Linked DNA regions of Homo sapiens: regions 1 and 2 are each linked to region 3. Evidence: chromatin loops called from intact Hi-C (ENCODE). Cell type or tissue: IMR-90. All regions are shown on one strand.

Region 1 (5,000 bases), 600 kb after region 3:
GATGAGAAAACTTTCTCAAGGACTCTTTTTCCAGGTTGGATTCCTAATGGAGTTCTTACATGTCCACCTTGGAATCTCAGTTCCTGGGAAGGAAGGAATGTGGGCGGGCCAGCAGGGTACAGAGACCCAATCAGATGAGAGGACAAACTTGTGAGGTTCCTTAACAACTCCTTTGCTTAGTCGACCAGTGCGTCGCAAGCACTGCCCAGGCCAACTCCGCCGCCTAGGGAGGGTCACATCCCGTTTGCGTGTTTGGGTTTTGGATGAATATGTTTCCGAAGCCCCAGTGCAGAAGATCTGGGCGAAGAGTCAAGACAGAAGGAAGAAATGTTTTCCCAGCATTTCCCCCTTTTAAGAAAGATGGTTATGGGGAAGCAAAGAAATGGATCTTTAAGGCTCAGAGGCTCAGGGAGGAACGCAGTATCTATTTACACAGTATTTGACCACTACGTTAGTGTGACATTTACACAAAAAGTCTGGGTTGGTTTGGGGCCTGGCTTGCGCATAGTTCTAAGCCTCAGTTGTCACAACTCGACTCTGATTGGCAGTTTTAAGTTGTGCCTCTTAAATGCCTGGTAAGAATTGACTTCTAAAGCTCATTCTTTAAGTATTTGAGACCCATCCAGAATAGATTAAGGATTACAAACTTTGAAGTATTATGTAAAATCATGGTATGAAATGAAGCAAACAGAACAAGGATAGGAAATTAAATGATGGATTGCAGACTTTAGAATCACACAGCTTCGCTACCTAATTCTTCTATTTTTACTAAGGCACCCCTGGTATGAAGGAAAAGTGTTGATAAATTTGGAGTAGAGAAACACTTGTGGTTCATAGGGTGGACATTAATGTAAACCACATGTAAACAAAGATGCTGGAGGGCGGCAGTTTAGGGAGAGCCAAGCAGCGCGCAGTGCTGTGCACAATGGAAAACATTTTTTTCCTCATTAAGTGATTTTCTGGAAGCCATCCTTTAATTCCTCTGCACAACATTAGTCTTTGAAGCGGTAGAACATTCATTTGTAGCCTTCTCTGCAAAATGAAGTTCTGTAAAACTATCCATTTCTTGTTAGGTTTCCAAGCTCTTTTTTTTTTTTTTTTTTTTTTTTTTTTTTTTTTTTTTTTTTTTTTGGTAAGCAACTTTCCGTGTCTGGGGTTCCTTGCTCTGCTACATCACAAGAGGATGCCAAGAAGGAGGCTTTGGAGAGTTTATGGAAGGAGGTTCTCTAAAGGAAGAGGAAGAAATACTTTTGTAAGCATACTGCGCCAAGGAGTGGGTCATTTTAGTAGTTCACTTTCATTTTTAAACACAAATCCACATTTCATAATTTTAAAATAAATAAAAATTAATAGAAGGTCTGTTACTTCCTACCTCCTGCCCCATAACATTCCTAATTGTTTCCCAGAAAACAGGAAACTACTCAGTGATTCTCAATGATTTGTCGATTACTTTTTCCGAATTTGTTTTTTGTTTGGATAGTTAACTGTCCCTATTTTTCCAAAGTCTGAAACTTAACAGCATATTTTAAATAGATACAAAGCAAGGGACAAATAAATTAATGGTCCATCTTAATTTTTGTCAGTATTATAAGGACATGCATTTTTCAAACTAGTCTACACATGGAAAATATTTCACATGGGCCCTCTCTGGTCTCCTTGCCAAGCAGAAGCATACTTTTAGGAAAACAAATTTCATTTGTGGTTGGCCCTGTAGTATACACATCTAACTTCACAAGAAGCAAATATTTGAAATGCATGTGTATTTTCAATAGATGCGCCCAATTTAAAAGAGTGTTACTAATTAGGGGGTTGAAAAAAATTTCAAGGCATTTATGCAGCATTCATTTGAGAGTATTTCACAATGCAAAGTGAACTTTGCCTAATACTTCAGAGCATGAAAAAAAAAAAGAAGTCTGGAGGAGAGATGATCTGAGGTCTTCCATCTCATGAAAATCAGATTATCTTAAGGCCCAAAGAAAAGCTTTCAGAGCTATTTCCTTTTCAATGAGAAATACCCAGAGTTGGCACCAAGATTCTACTTTTACAACTCTGTTTTGAATGTAAGAAGTGCGTTGCTTAGCAGCCAGACGCCAAGCTATGAAATCCATGTTTTGATGGGCTCTGAGTCCTGCTCAAATTTAGGTCCAGATGTCTTCTCCTAAATTGCTTGTTTTTTAGGCATGAAGCGAATGTACGAGGATATGTTTTCTACCTCTGTTTACTAGCTGAGGCCACCTTGAAAGTTGCATCTGGAAGTCAGCAGAATAGAGCTAGTAACTCATTTATCAAACGATCACACTTCACTGTCAGGACTGTACCCAGCACTCCAGTACTATTCTAATTAGAGAGAGTTAGCACCAGTCAATTTCCTGGCATAAAAGCTGTTTTCATTCTGAAATGGCACTAATGCTGGAATTCACACCACTTCTGCCATCAAACAGTAGAAATCCAATCTCCCCAGGATTTAGCTTTGCTTTCCAGAATCCTTTCCTTGTTCTGGACGTCCTCTTTTATTTCAAGATAATTTCTTCAAAGACAAACTCTTACAGTCGTTTTTTTTTAGACCATTTGCTCTTTAGAAACAAAAGCCTACCTGCTTGATAACAAAATAGGAAATTGTTTAATATCCCTCCACCCCTTCATGAAAGCAGCAAAAACCTTACTCTTTCATAGATTGAAACACTGAATTAAAATCGAACCAACTAAGAGATTGTGCAATATAAAAAGATAATTCCCTTTCATTAACTATCAATATGCCAGTTGATAGATCACTGTCTCAGCTAAAACTCTGTACATTCTGCCTTAGATTGCTGGGACCGGGTCTCCCCACACGGCATTTCTCCTTTACCACGTGGCTCCTGGCTTGATTCTGACAACAGGGGGCAGTAGAGGAAGACCAGAAGTTTGGAAGAGGGAGAGGGATGGGCTTTTTCTTATTGGCTTGCTGCCTGGACTAATTCAGTCACATATTTGAGCTGAAATCTCATTTAAAGTCAAAAGTGAACCCTTGTCAAGGAATCAGAGCCTATAGGTCAATCCTAATCAATAAAAGGATAAATAACTCAGAAGTGGGGAGACTGGTAGCAGACTAAGCAGCTCTAATTAACATTTTTACAATAAACTGTGAGGGATATTATGAAAAATCTAAAATCTGTGCAGTATCTGCCTACATGCACCTCCTATGTGTGAGACTCATGTAGGCAGTTTAAGGCAGCGAGGTAGAAATACCTGCTCCCTGCCCACTAGGCGTATCCCCAGCAGAGTGGAAACAGATACACGTGGAAATCACACTACTGTTAGGAAAACTCTGATAAATCCCATACTGAGATATAAACAAAGTCTGTGAAAGGAAAAGGAAGGTAACAGTTAATTCTGCCTATGGACCTTTCTGTAGGTCTCATTGCAAATGTAGAATTGAATTGGTCCTCAAAGGATGGATAGATTGGATTTAGATTCAGCCAGCTGCTATTGAGCATTTCTTATGTACTATCCATGGCCACAAACTATTTTACAATTAATCATTTCAACAATCTGTAACCATTGTGTAATTATCTTGACAGAATTCATGTGAAGAGAAACAAAGATAAACTTCTTAGACTAACAGCTAACAAATGGCAGACAGAGAAGACAGTCCTGTCTAGTGCTCTCTAAACTAAAAGCATTATCACTAATTTATTCAAACCTTTAATATGCTCCTCGTAGGCAAGGAGGGATTCAGAGATTTAAAAAGTAGCCCCTTTCTTAAGAATCTATTCCTGGAAACAGACAGGGAAATGGTCATTGCTGCACAGCATGATGGCTCTTACAGTAGATGTATTTGTAAGGTATTATGGAAGTGCATTAGAAGATTGCTCACTCCATCTGAGTTCAATTTTGAAGAAAGAGTGGGAGTTAGCCAGATACGTAAGGAGGAGATAGGCATTGCAGACATCAGCAAACCATCATGTTCAATGGGAAATGGTAATAGATTAGTTTGGAGAAGATAATAACAACCCAACTATGGAAAAACAAAACTATACACTATGTCTGCTAGTCTGCTCAGGCCACCGTAACAGAATATTGTACAATGGGTGGATTTAACCACCGAAGTATGTCTTCTCACAGTTCTGGAGTCCAGAAAGTCCAAGACCAAGGCTCCAGCCAATTTGATTTCTAGTGAGGGCTCTCTTCCTGTCCTATAAATGGCCACCCTCTCACTGTGTACTCACAAAGCCTTCCCACTGCCTGCAAGTAGAAACAGAGTGAACACTCTTGGGTATCACTTCTTCTAAGGACACTAACCCTATCTGATTAGAGTCCTGTCCTCATGACCTCATTTAACCTCATTTACCTCCTTGTAGGCCCTATCTCCAAATAGATGAGTTTGGAGAGGACACAATTCAGTCTACTCCACCATGCTGACAAGTTTTAATTGTAAATTAAGTGCAATGGCAATCATTGAAAAGAACATTAGTAGGAAGACAGCAATGATCAGAGGTGTGTTCTGAAATGAACCTTCTGGTCTAAGTAGTGGACTGGATCCTGGGTGAGCAGGCTGTTTCAGAAATCTTCAAGAGGAGGCTCAAGGTGGTCTAAACTAAAGCAGTGGCATTAGGAATTGAGAGGCATAGATTGGGTCAAGAAATGTTAGGAAGAGGTGGATGTGAGTAAAAATTCTTTGTAGCAGAAGGAATGTCTTGGGCTGAGCTTCAGAGGCCAAAATATTCATGAGATATGCACAAAATAGTGGACAGAATGGAGCAGGAAGGTACAGTGGAGGCAGACAGAAAGACTGAGGCTGTAGTGTGCCAGGTTTTGAATGCCAGGCTAAGGCTGACATGAAGGACTGGAGGAATCTAATAAGATCTGTGCTCTAAGAAGGTGACTGACTTGAGCATATAGATAAGGAAGTTACAGGAGGAAAAGGGACCAGTTAGAAGTCTCGGGTTATAATTCAGGCAGGAAATAATAGTAGAAAAAAATGAGAAATAGAGGACAACTACAGTGACTTACAGTGGCTA
Region 2 (5,000 bases), 350 kb after region 3:
CTTCTAAGACTTCTGACTGCCATACAGGCTTTGTGTAGAAAGAATAGTTGGAATTACTCTATTTTAAAAACATCATATGCTATCAGTGCATTCCGTGTTAACTTAAATTGATTGTGGTTACTTATTGATTGCAGCAATTTTTGCTTTTACATTATAAGTAATAGCTTATTTTCAATAATACCAATTTTTCTTGCTGTGAATTATTTGGTCAACCCTACAACCTATAGTGTATAAAACTATACATGTTCATCCATGTAGTTTTGACATAAAATTTCAAAGATGTAGATTTAAAAAATAAGTATGTGTTGTAGATTAAAGTAGAATCAGACTGTCCCCATTGTTAATGGTGAGATATAGCTAACACTCCTCAATTGCTATATGATAGCACTTCTTCAGTGGTGACTTGTCTATGAATGTGAATTACTTAGACATCTTGTAGTATATTGTAAAGGAATGGAGGAAAATTACTAGTTATTTTAAAGTTTATAAGGCACTATTTTAAAATTAAAATTCAGTTATTTAAACTTCTTTTTGCTTATAAAGAAAATAATAAATTACTCATGTATCTTATTAGGAAATGGTTTATTATAACTCTTTTGAAATGACATTCCTCTATTTATTAGTTGTAGTTTGTTCTTTTTCCAAAAAAAAAAAAAAAAAGCAAAGGTAGGATTGCCATGGGATTTTTTTTTTTAAACACACTCAGGATTGAAATGAATGTACTGGGCCACAATATGTATAAGTCAAACTCTGTAGCCATAATCAAGGCTTGTTGGCTTGTTCTTTATTTCATTTGTATTCTCCACAGGGCTTGCAATAATGATAAATAAACTCTAGGTCTTCGAGAACTATTGTCAGTTATTAGTATATGAATGAACTATACATCCAACACATATCTGTTAAATATACTTCTATGCTAGTCACGGAAGTTAGTCATTTACACTATTGTTTTCCTCTGGTGAAGGGTTTAGGAAACTAAACCAAGACTGCAACGCAGGCAGCATTCAGCTTTTGGTTGTCCCTCCTTTGAATGACATCTATTATGGTAAAGCTGCCCACACATTATCCTACACAAAGGACAAGGTACTGTCTCAAGGCAGCAATAGGGGGTGAGATTGTGGGAGATCCTATTGAGCTCTCATTAGTCAGGCAGAAATGACCTGAAGCTTGTTCACTTATAGAGGGACATTTTAATACACATCCACTCATTACCCCACCGTGCTGCTAAAATCCCATATCAGTTTTCTACTTTCTCATTCCTTCTCCACTCCCACCCCAAACCTCATGGGCAGAAAGAGATACAGAGCTGTGAGAGGACAGTCTGGGAAATCTCACCAAAGGGTAATAACTGCCTGAGAAGTGTATAAGTGAGAAAGATAGATTTTATATATGCATATTTGCATTTGAATTTCTACTATCCCCTGACCTTGGGACACGGGACTCCAAGTCTTCAGATGTAAAGATAAAGAATTTTTCAACCATCCACCCTGGACCAGTGATGTATGTAAGAGGCACTGGCTCATGGGAAGTGAATCTATTTGCATTGAACTTCCCAAATTCTGAAAGTACCTCATGGAAGCCACTTGTCTGGCCCTAGATTTGTGCCATACACATCTGCCCCTCATTTTGCATGGTTCAATGGAGGCAGTGCTTATGGATTTTAATAATTTTTAAATCATTTTTGAAGAAATTCATTTGCATGCTAATTGACAAACATAAACTTACATGCTTGCACAAACATAATACACGTTTGTATTTGTATAAAGTAAGTAGTAACTGCTTTTCATGAAATAATTTTATTTTTTCTCGAATTGTTTTCCTTGTATTTGGTGGATACAAAATTATAATGATAACACATTAAACTATAATTTTAATAACTTAGGTTTCATAAAAGCGGAACTATGCCCTGCTTTAGATAGCAAAAAGTCAATAGAATGTTCTAATTATGGAAGAATAAATGGATTCAAATACTTTTGACAGGTGGGAGTTACTCTTAGATGTGACTGAATTAGCCACAGCTGCTTTCCATAGAAAAAAGCCCATATGCTTAGTAAAAAGAAAGATTAGTTTTTATCATGTAGTCATGCTGAGTAATAATATTTAAGGAGCCACGTTAATGCAAGCTAACTCCATTTGTATCTGGTGCACTAAAAATTCAACACAGATAAAATGCACCATATGTGAAAGGAATTAAGTGTCTGACCTCCCAGAAATATACAATTGAGTGACATTTCATGGAATATTGACACTTTCTATAAATCCTGATATTTCTCTTAATTGCTTCATACTCTATTGATAGTTGCATCTGGGGACCCGGTCATTAACTAATCATTGCCTTCAATACAGCTCAGTTTCAATTAAAGAACAGAGATTTGTCTTTTGGTTTTGGCACTGAAAAGTTCAATACAAACTCATAGCATTCACCATGACAAACAGATATATTTGTTTCTAGAATGTGGCTTCATTTTTCCCTTATTGTCTGCCAAATATTCATCATTATTTTAACTACTAGTGCTGTTTAATCCTTAGGTGTTTAGTGGCATTATTATATATGGACTTGTCATTTTGTTAAGAAAACATTAGCTATTACATAAGAAAGAATACAACACAAATATTCAGTGAAAACAACATTTGCGTAGCCTTACATAATATAACTATGGAATTGAAATATAACACATCAATTAAACATTATTTGATTTGAATTACCATAAAGAAAAATAGAATGTTCTTTCAAAGGTGAAATGATACTAAATGAGAGCTTTTCTTTGATCCTCTGAAGATCCAGTTGTACTAAGGACCTGGAAAGACCAAAGCATACAAAAATTCCTCCAACCAGTGAAGCCAAGTATACTTTCTATGTAAAATACTGGTTTGTTATAATCAGTTGAATAATAGTGAAGGGTGGGTGTGAAATGCACATATCCTATTTTGTGGAAGAAAAATATGTTTTCTTTTTTAATAGAGGAAGCTTTTGGGAATGTAATGATCATTTATATACCTTCTATATCTACCATGCATAACTCTTTCTAGCACCTCTAGGAGCCCACAAGAGGGAGTAAGATTCAGTGGCTTGAAGTAACAATAAGCTCAAGAAGCCCCTTTCCAAAGCTTTCTCAGAGACCTGGAATCCTGGAGTCAATGCATCTCATTGCTAAGACATAAATCTAGCAATAACAAGAAATAGATAGCTTGGATTCATTAGGAAGCATTATCTGCTGAGGAGAAAGTAAATATGACTTTATCTTTAGTGGATCTCATTAGTTCTGAACTTTCTCATAGAAATATGCTTATTATGTTCGCAATGCAGACAATGTTATCTAAATCCTAATGATAATCTTCAAGTTTATATTTTAAGTTGGATACTATTTATTTATTCAGGGAGTAAAATGAAAATTTTACCATTATAACTAGTAAAATATGAATCAAGACCAAAATATTTTGAATTCTGCTTTTTAAATCATGTAGCTCCATTAAAATATAAAGAAACAAAATGTAGAAAAATTCAGAGAAGGAAATATAGAGAAATGAATTTGCAAACCCATTCTAATGTGTTTAATGCTACTTTGAAAATTATTTTCCAGGGACCTTTTAAATCTTTTAGCCAAAAAATCATTTAGAAATGTTTGAAAAATAAAATATCTTCTATGATTTCTATGCCTAAAAAGAATTTTGCACTAATCCCCAACTTCAACAGCTCATTAAAACTCTTTTAGCCAACAGATTGTTTTACCAATAAAACGTATATTTACACACACACATGCACATTTGTATTCCATATAAATTGCAAATAACCACTTCAATTCTGTTATAAAGAGAATTTCCAGGAAGAAAAGAGAATCTAACTCTTGGCTTCTAACTCTTGTTCCAAAGGGAGAAAAATCAGAGCCAATGGCATAGATAGGAAATCTGCTAGCATGTTCAGCTCCAAGAGTGTATCAGTGTTCCCTACCACACCCAAGGAAATGCTATTTCGTTCATACTTGACATAAAAAAGCCCATTCATACTTTGGGATTTAATGGAACCGGTGGAGATCTTATTTATAGACCCAAGAGAAGCTCCCTAATGCATGAAACAGATGTACCACTCTAATATCTACATTCACATCTGAAATGGTTGTGCAATGAGGTCTTCTCTCTCCTTTAAGGAAAAAGAAGTGGAGAATCAGAGAGAAAATTCAAGACACACTGATGATATATTTTTTGTTATGAATAATGAAACACAGCATGAATATATCAAATAATTTCATTACAAAATCCCTAGGCTTATTCTTCATACTACACATTTTAATGAGTGAAGCCAAAGCTACAAAATGTTTTAACAATCTTATGCCTGACTGCACCTCTTCCCAGAAAAAGTGTTAAAATATTCTCAGTTAACTTTTACTGACTTTTGTTTAAAAATCCAGTAGCAAAAAGGAAAATAAAAGAGCAAACCTGCTTCATGTAAAACAGAAAGAGAAAGAACTACAAGGCTAAAATTCAGTGAAGAGCTGAAAATTTGGGAGGCAATATTAGTATCTTAAATGTTTGACCTGTTTAGAAAACACATTTGACTATAAGAAAATCTCTCCAGTTACAGACCACCATGATATGTATAAGTGTCACGAGTATTTCATTTTAAGGTAGGTGTGGGGAGGAGATCCTGCTTCCACTGGCAGAGTAACAAAATCCATGGTATTATTGTAGGCCTGGTATCTACAATGAAGACAGTATTCCTACATAGAAGACTCTAAGATGGATATATTTAGTGAGTCAAGGTGTTAGGGCAGCCCTTGTGTATTAGTCCATTTTCACACTGCTATAAAGACATACCTGAGACTGGGAGATTTATAAAGAAAAAGTTTAATTGATTCACAGTTCTTCATGGCTAGGGAGGCCTCAGGAAACTTACAATCACGGTGGAAGGCAAGGGGGGAAGCGAGGCATGTCTTAACACGGTGAAGCAGGAGAGAGAGAGAGAGGGCAGCGGAAACTGCCACTTTTAAACCAGCAGATCTCAT
Region 3 (5,000 bases):
TGTCCACATCCCCTCCATACTCTGCCCTGTTTTCTTTTAGATTACTAATATCCTAGAACTTTTCCTAATCCTTCCCAGCCATTCACTACCCAATTGAGAAAGAGTGCTCCAGAACTTTCTCTCCCCCACTAGCGCCCTGTCTAGCCTCATCAAAAACATTTTCTTACTGACCAGGTAAACTAGAAAGAATCTGATATTTCATTTTATTTAATTTCTATTTAATTTATTTATAAGTATTACGTGTATTATATTTAAACTGTTTACATATATATATATATATCCTCATCTAGAGATATTTGCATATTAACAGAGTAAATTGCTTTTATCTAAATCAGTAATCCTCAACCTTGGTTGTATATTAGAAACACCTGAGAAATTTTTAAAAACCATCAATACCTAGGTCTTGGCCCTAGGGATTCTGATATAATTGACCTAGGGTATGACTTGTATATCCTGTATTCATAAAATCTTTCCTAGTGATTCTAATGTGTAGTCAGCGCTGAAAAATTTGCTTTAAAGGAATATGTCTCTTTAAATGCACAAACCTAGACACCTCTCCTTTTATTTAAGGGATCTCTGGCTCCTCCAAGTAATTTGAGAAGCTGCGTCTTTTGGCAGCATAGATCAGCTGTTCAGGGACTCTCCCCATTCTTCTCCCCCTTTCTCTTTTCGGCTTTGAGACCGGTGCCAAATTAATCACCACTATAATCAAAACTACGATGTTTCACTTTCCCATAATTCCATCATTGTGCGTGATATAAAGTGTGGAACATACAAAAGTTTGAGCTTCTAAGAGAAAATAGACATACATACTTGTTGAATCAAGAATCTCTGCCTCTGTCATGTCTGACTCCTTGCACCCATGATTTAAATTTACCTCGTAGCAAAGAAGGCATGAGGGAAATTCTGTACTATAAAAGGGTGCCTCCATGAGATTTCCCCTAAATGTTCAGATAATCAAGGTTATCCATATGGGGCAGCAGGGAACTAAACAAAAAGTTTGACTCATTTGTTCAACAAATATCCATTAAGCGACTACTATGAGCTACCATACGAAGTGCTGGGAAGACAGTCAAGATGAAGCCCCTGATCTCAAAATGCTTCCGGTCCAGGAGTAGAGTGTGGCTAGAGGCTGGGAGAAGACAAAATTCACTACGTAGGAATTTAAATATAACCATGGTAACATTGGAAGGTGAAATTCAGGGAGTTGTTAGTTTGAGATGGTTGGTGTGACCCGGAAAAGGTTTTATTGAGGTAATGGTATTTCAATTGAGAGTTAAAGGGTAGGAATGGTGGCAAGGGCAGAATCCCGGCAGAGGAAAAAGGTGTTTAGATTCAGAGTTGGGAATGGCTTTGGTCATTAAAGAAAATAAGTAAAACAAACAAACAAAAATCAATATGCTTGAAACAGAGTAAACAAAAAGAGGGGCTAGTTAAAAATGGGCTGGAGAACCAAGCTGAGGCTGGAATCTACAAAGCCCTGGAGGCCTCCTTAAATTTTTTTCATTTTATCCTAGGAGGAATTAGAAATAACTACAGTTTGTTATATAAAAGATGACTCTCAGAATTTAAAAAAAAGAATTTTAAGGTTTATTTGTTTATGTATTGCTAGTTTGCTCAAACATCACCTTCTTAAAGAGGCCTACTCTGTCTCTTCTCTTAGTACAGCAAGCTGGCTGCATCTCCACCCCTACTCCTCCCAGTGGCCCTTAATACACTGTGGTTTTCTTTATGCCTGCTACCAATCAAGTCATTTACTCATTTATCAAGTTTATTGCCTATTGTTTGTTTCTGCTCACAAGTGCAAGCCCCCCATATGCAGAGCTCTGCAACATCTGATGCTGTATTGCACGCAGCTTCTTAGAGCAGCATCTAATATAAAAGAGAACTGTGCTCAATAAGTATTGACTCAGCACATGAGCTTCCCTAGGCAAAATCACTTATTATATCTTTGTTCTTCATCAAAAATTCACACTAGGCAGTTTAAACTTAATTAAGGTAGTACATAAAATAAATTGCTTTTTTTTTCTCCTTGGGAGCTTTGTAATGAATAGTCTCAGCATTATTTATTTAAGCTCTGTAGCAGACATGGTCACATTCTCAGCAGAGAGGTCATGAACAAAATATTCTCATCCAAGGAGATTTTTTTGTAGATTAGACTCAAGAGGTCCAACATTGGCAAGTCAGCATGTGTGATATTTTTCTAGGCCTGTTCTCACACATATCCATTTCTAATTCACAATCCACAGTACAGACTTCACATTTATAGGAGTCAATTTTTAAGTTCACGTAGTGACCCCTCAGATATGTAGCTATGTAATCTCTAGCAAAAGCCCAAGTACTTTTTTACCTCCTGAGATATCAGTGCTAAGAAAATGGTGGGCTTTTGTTTTTAAGGATGCAGCTCTTAGTCTATAGAGGGTTTGAGCAGCTGACCAGTAGAGGGCACCTGCCACTCTAAAATTGCCTCATGTCCTGTCAGTCTAGAGACACAGGCTTCACTGATTTATAAATAAGTTATTATTGCCTTCAGAATATTTTTATTTCCTTTCTGATCATCCAATATTATTGATTTCTAACACAAGTAATATGTCATAATAAAAATAAAGATTCATAAAGAGAAAAACTAAATCACTAATAGTACGATTACCCGGAGATAGCATAACCACTATTAATGTTTGATATTATTCCATATTATAATACATGCATCTGAATTCCATGTATTTCCCCAAATGGGATCACAAAGTAAATGCTATTTAATAACTTAAAAATAGATGAAATATGCAAGTTGAATCTAGGGCTATATCTTATAATGCCAGAAAGTCCTAAAAAAAAAAGGAAGAAAAGAAAACCCACAATGATGGGGGCATGTCAAAGGGTCCGAGGAACAAACTGAAAAAGCTCCAAGTGTCCATAGCTAGAACAATTTGGGCAACAAAGCAAACAAAGTAGCATTGGATTATGGTCCAAATTATAAAATCAATGTCTGAGTCCATACAGATATCAATACACAATTGAATAGGTAGTAGAGAAGAAACAAATCTGCCTTGTAGAAGAATACCAAATAATCAAAACAACTCACTTCTTCAGTATGAGCTGTTAATAGTGACTTTCTTCCAAAGGGTGCAATATGGAAAGAGTTGAAAAATAGTAAATTTACAGTGGAAAAACCTAACACCACCTTAACTAGGTGACCAAGGTCAATATCAACAAGTCATGTTGACTGTATGTAGCTTTAATATGTTGTTAGGAAACTAGCACTTTACCTCTATGATATTCCTCTATAACAGAGGAAATGAAGACCTGAAAAGGCTGAGGCAATTTTCAAAATCAGAATTGGTTGTATTTACTGATCAATTAAAATGTAAAGAGACAGGCAAGGCAATTGAAGTTGGATAAAGAGTTAAAGATGGGCATCTGAGTGAAAACATGAACTGTGTCCACTTGTGAATGGACATGTAACATCACACACACACACACAAATTGGCTGCAATATCTACAAATGCCAGTTTCCCTGGAAAACATCTACCATTGCTGTTTTTTTCAAGTTGAGACAAGTGAAAAAAAATGTATAGGATTTTGAATTAGAAAAACTGGAGGTCGAAACCTAGCTCTGCTATAGTAATTTTGGGTAAGGAAAAGAATGTGAAAAGTGAAATAGCACACAAGTTTCAGGGTTTTTAAGAGAGCTGATGACATTGCACAGAGAGTTACAAGAAATCATGGCGTTCCTCCCACAACTGGGACCAGACAAATTATTGTAATTATCATTAGCAGTCAAGATTGGCAGAAGGAAGCTATTTTCTGGTTTCTTATTAATATGCGATGATGGAAGATAAATCATTTTCCCAAGCAACCCTTCTGCCATAAGTAAATGTCTATAGATTGATCACAAATTTAATAATATTATTTTTAATTTTCTGGTTATAAAATGTTCCTTCTTTCAAAAATATTAAGGCCTCCAAGTGTAGTTTCAGTAGTCTTTTAAGCCCTGTGGTAAACTCTGAGTAAAGCTTCATGGAAAATATCTGAAGGGGTTATTTCTTGAGTTCAGTGATAAGTTTAGGCAGCTGTAAATTTTCCAGTTCCTGGAGTAGAATTCTATAAGCATAACCTATATTCTATGGCCATTCTATTACATTTCCATAAATGTGCACACTGATGATGTGATACAACTCATGATTTATTTTCAGATTTATTTCTGAAAATTTATTGTAGGAATAATGATTTCCCAATTGATCCACATGAGATACTAATGTCCACAGGAGATACTAATAGAGTGTACTCGCTATTTTTAGTCTGTTACCCTCATTTATGAACATAACAATGTTCGTAACATCAGTTTTGAGACTTAAACTAAACATTTCTTTTACATTGACCAAAATTGTTGTCATTTAAATTGTTATCAAATACATGCAATTAAATAATTAAAATATACAAATAATTTCACACATCCTTTACTTCCAAAAATCTTCTCCATATAGTAGAGTTGATAAGAAGTAAAAGATGTTTGGAACTTCGAGTTGATTCTGTAAGGTACTGAGACTCTTGGGGATGATGAGACAGGTGGATGTATTTTGCATGTAGATTGAATTTGAATCTTCAGGACCAGAGCACATACTTTGATGGGCAGAATAACGGCTTCCCGAAGATGTTCACCTCTCAGTCTCTGGAATCTGTGACTATGCTAGCAACCTTAATATGGAGAAATTATCCGGGATTACCCACATAGTCCCAATATAATCAGAAAGTTTCTTAAATTTGGAGGGAGACAGAAGATTCAGTATCAGAGTGATGCAACAAGTGGAAGACTTGAAAGGCCGTTGTTGGCTTTGGCGATGGAAGACCTCTATGAGCCAAGGAATGTGGGCAGCCTCAAGAAGCTGGAAAAGTCAAGGAAATCATTTCTGTCCTAGAAGATCCAGAAAGAAACACCGTCCTATTGATTCCTCAATTTTTAAAACAATGAGGTCCATTTCAGACTTCTAACTTTCACACTT

What was found. Peaks named below come from ENCODE experiments on the same cell type or tissue, not always from the same donor. Only the 100,000 strongest peaks of a DNase experiment are listed, where the experiment ranks them.
Region 1: a loop joins it to region 3, with 4 times the contacts of the local background. A loop is called at or near these places in 11 of 110 quality-filtered maps.
Region 2: it touches region 3 in a loop (2.1-fold over the local background); 2 of 110 quality-filtered maps call a loop at or near these places.

What each region holds. Positions count from the first base shown.
Region 1 is chr21:26,959,773-26,964,772 of GRCh38, reverse strand. All of the region lies in intron 1 of ADAMTS5 (ADAM metallopeptidase with thrombospondin type 1 motif 5), which reads left to right. Among named protein-coding and RNA genes, the nearest start is that of ADAMTS5, 4.8 kb to the left of the region's middle. In IMR-90, a CTCF peak has its summit at 2,887 (motif pointing right); no DNase peak of the experiment used is centred here; H3K4me3 peaks cover 968 bases; H3K27ac peaks cover 506 bases.
Region 2 is chr21:27,211,600-27,216,599 of GRCh38, reverse strand. The region is part of intron 2 of LOC102724355 (a long non-coding RNA gene); the gene reads left to right. All of the region lies in intron 2 of LOC105372759 (a long non-coding RNA gene), which reads right to left. Among named protein-coding and RNA genes, the nearest start is that of ADAMTS5, 250 kb to the right of the region's middle. In IMR-90, a CTCF peak has its summit at 3,053; no DNase peak of the experiment used is centred here.
Region 3 is chr21:27,562,318-27,567,317 of GRCh38, reverse strand. No RefSeq gene overlaps it. Among named protein-coding and RNA genes, the nearest start is that of LINC01673, 74 kb to the left of the region's middle. In IMR-90, a CTCF peak has its summit at 2,460 (motif pointing right); a DNase peak (open chromatin) is centred at 2,427; H3K27ac peaks cover 138 bases.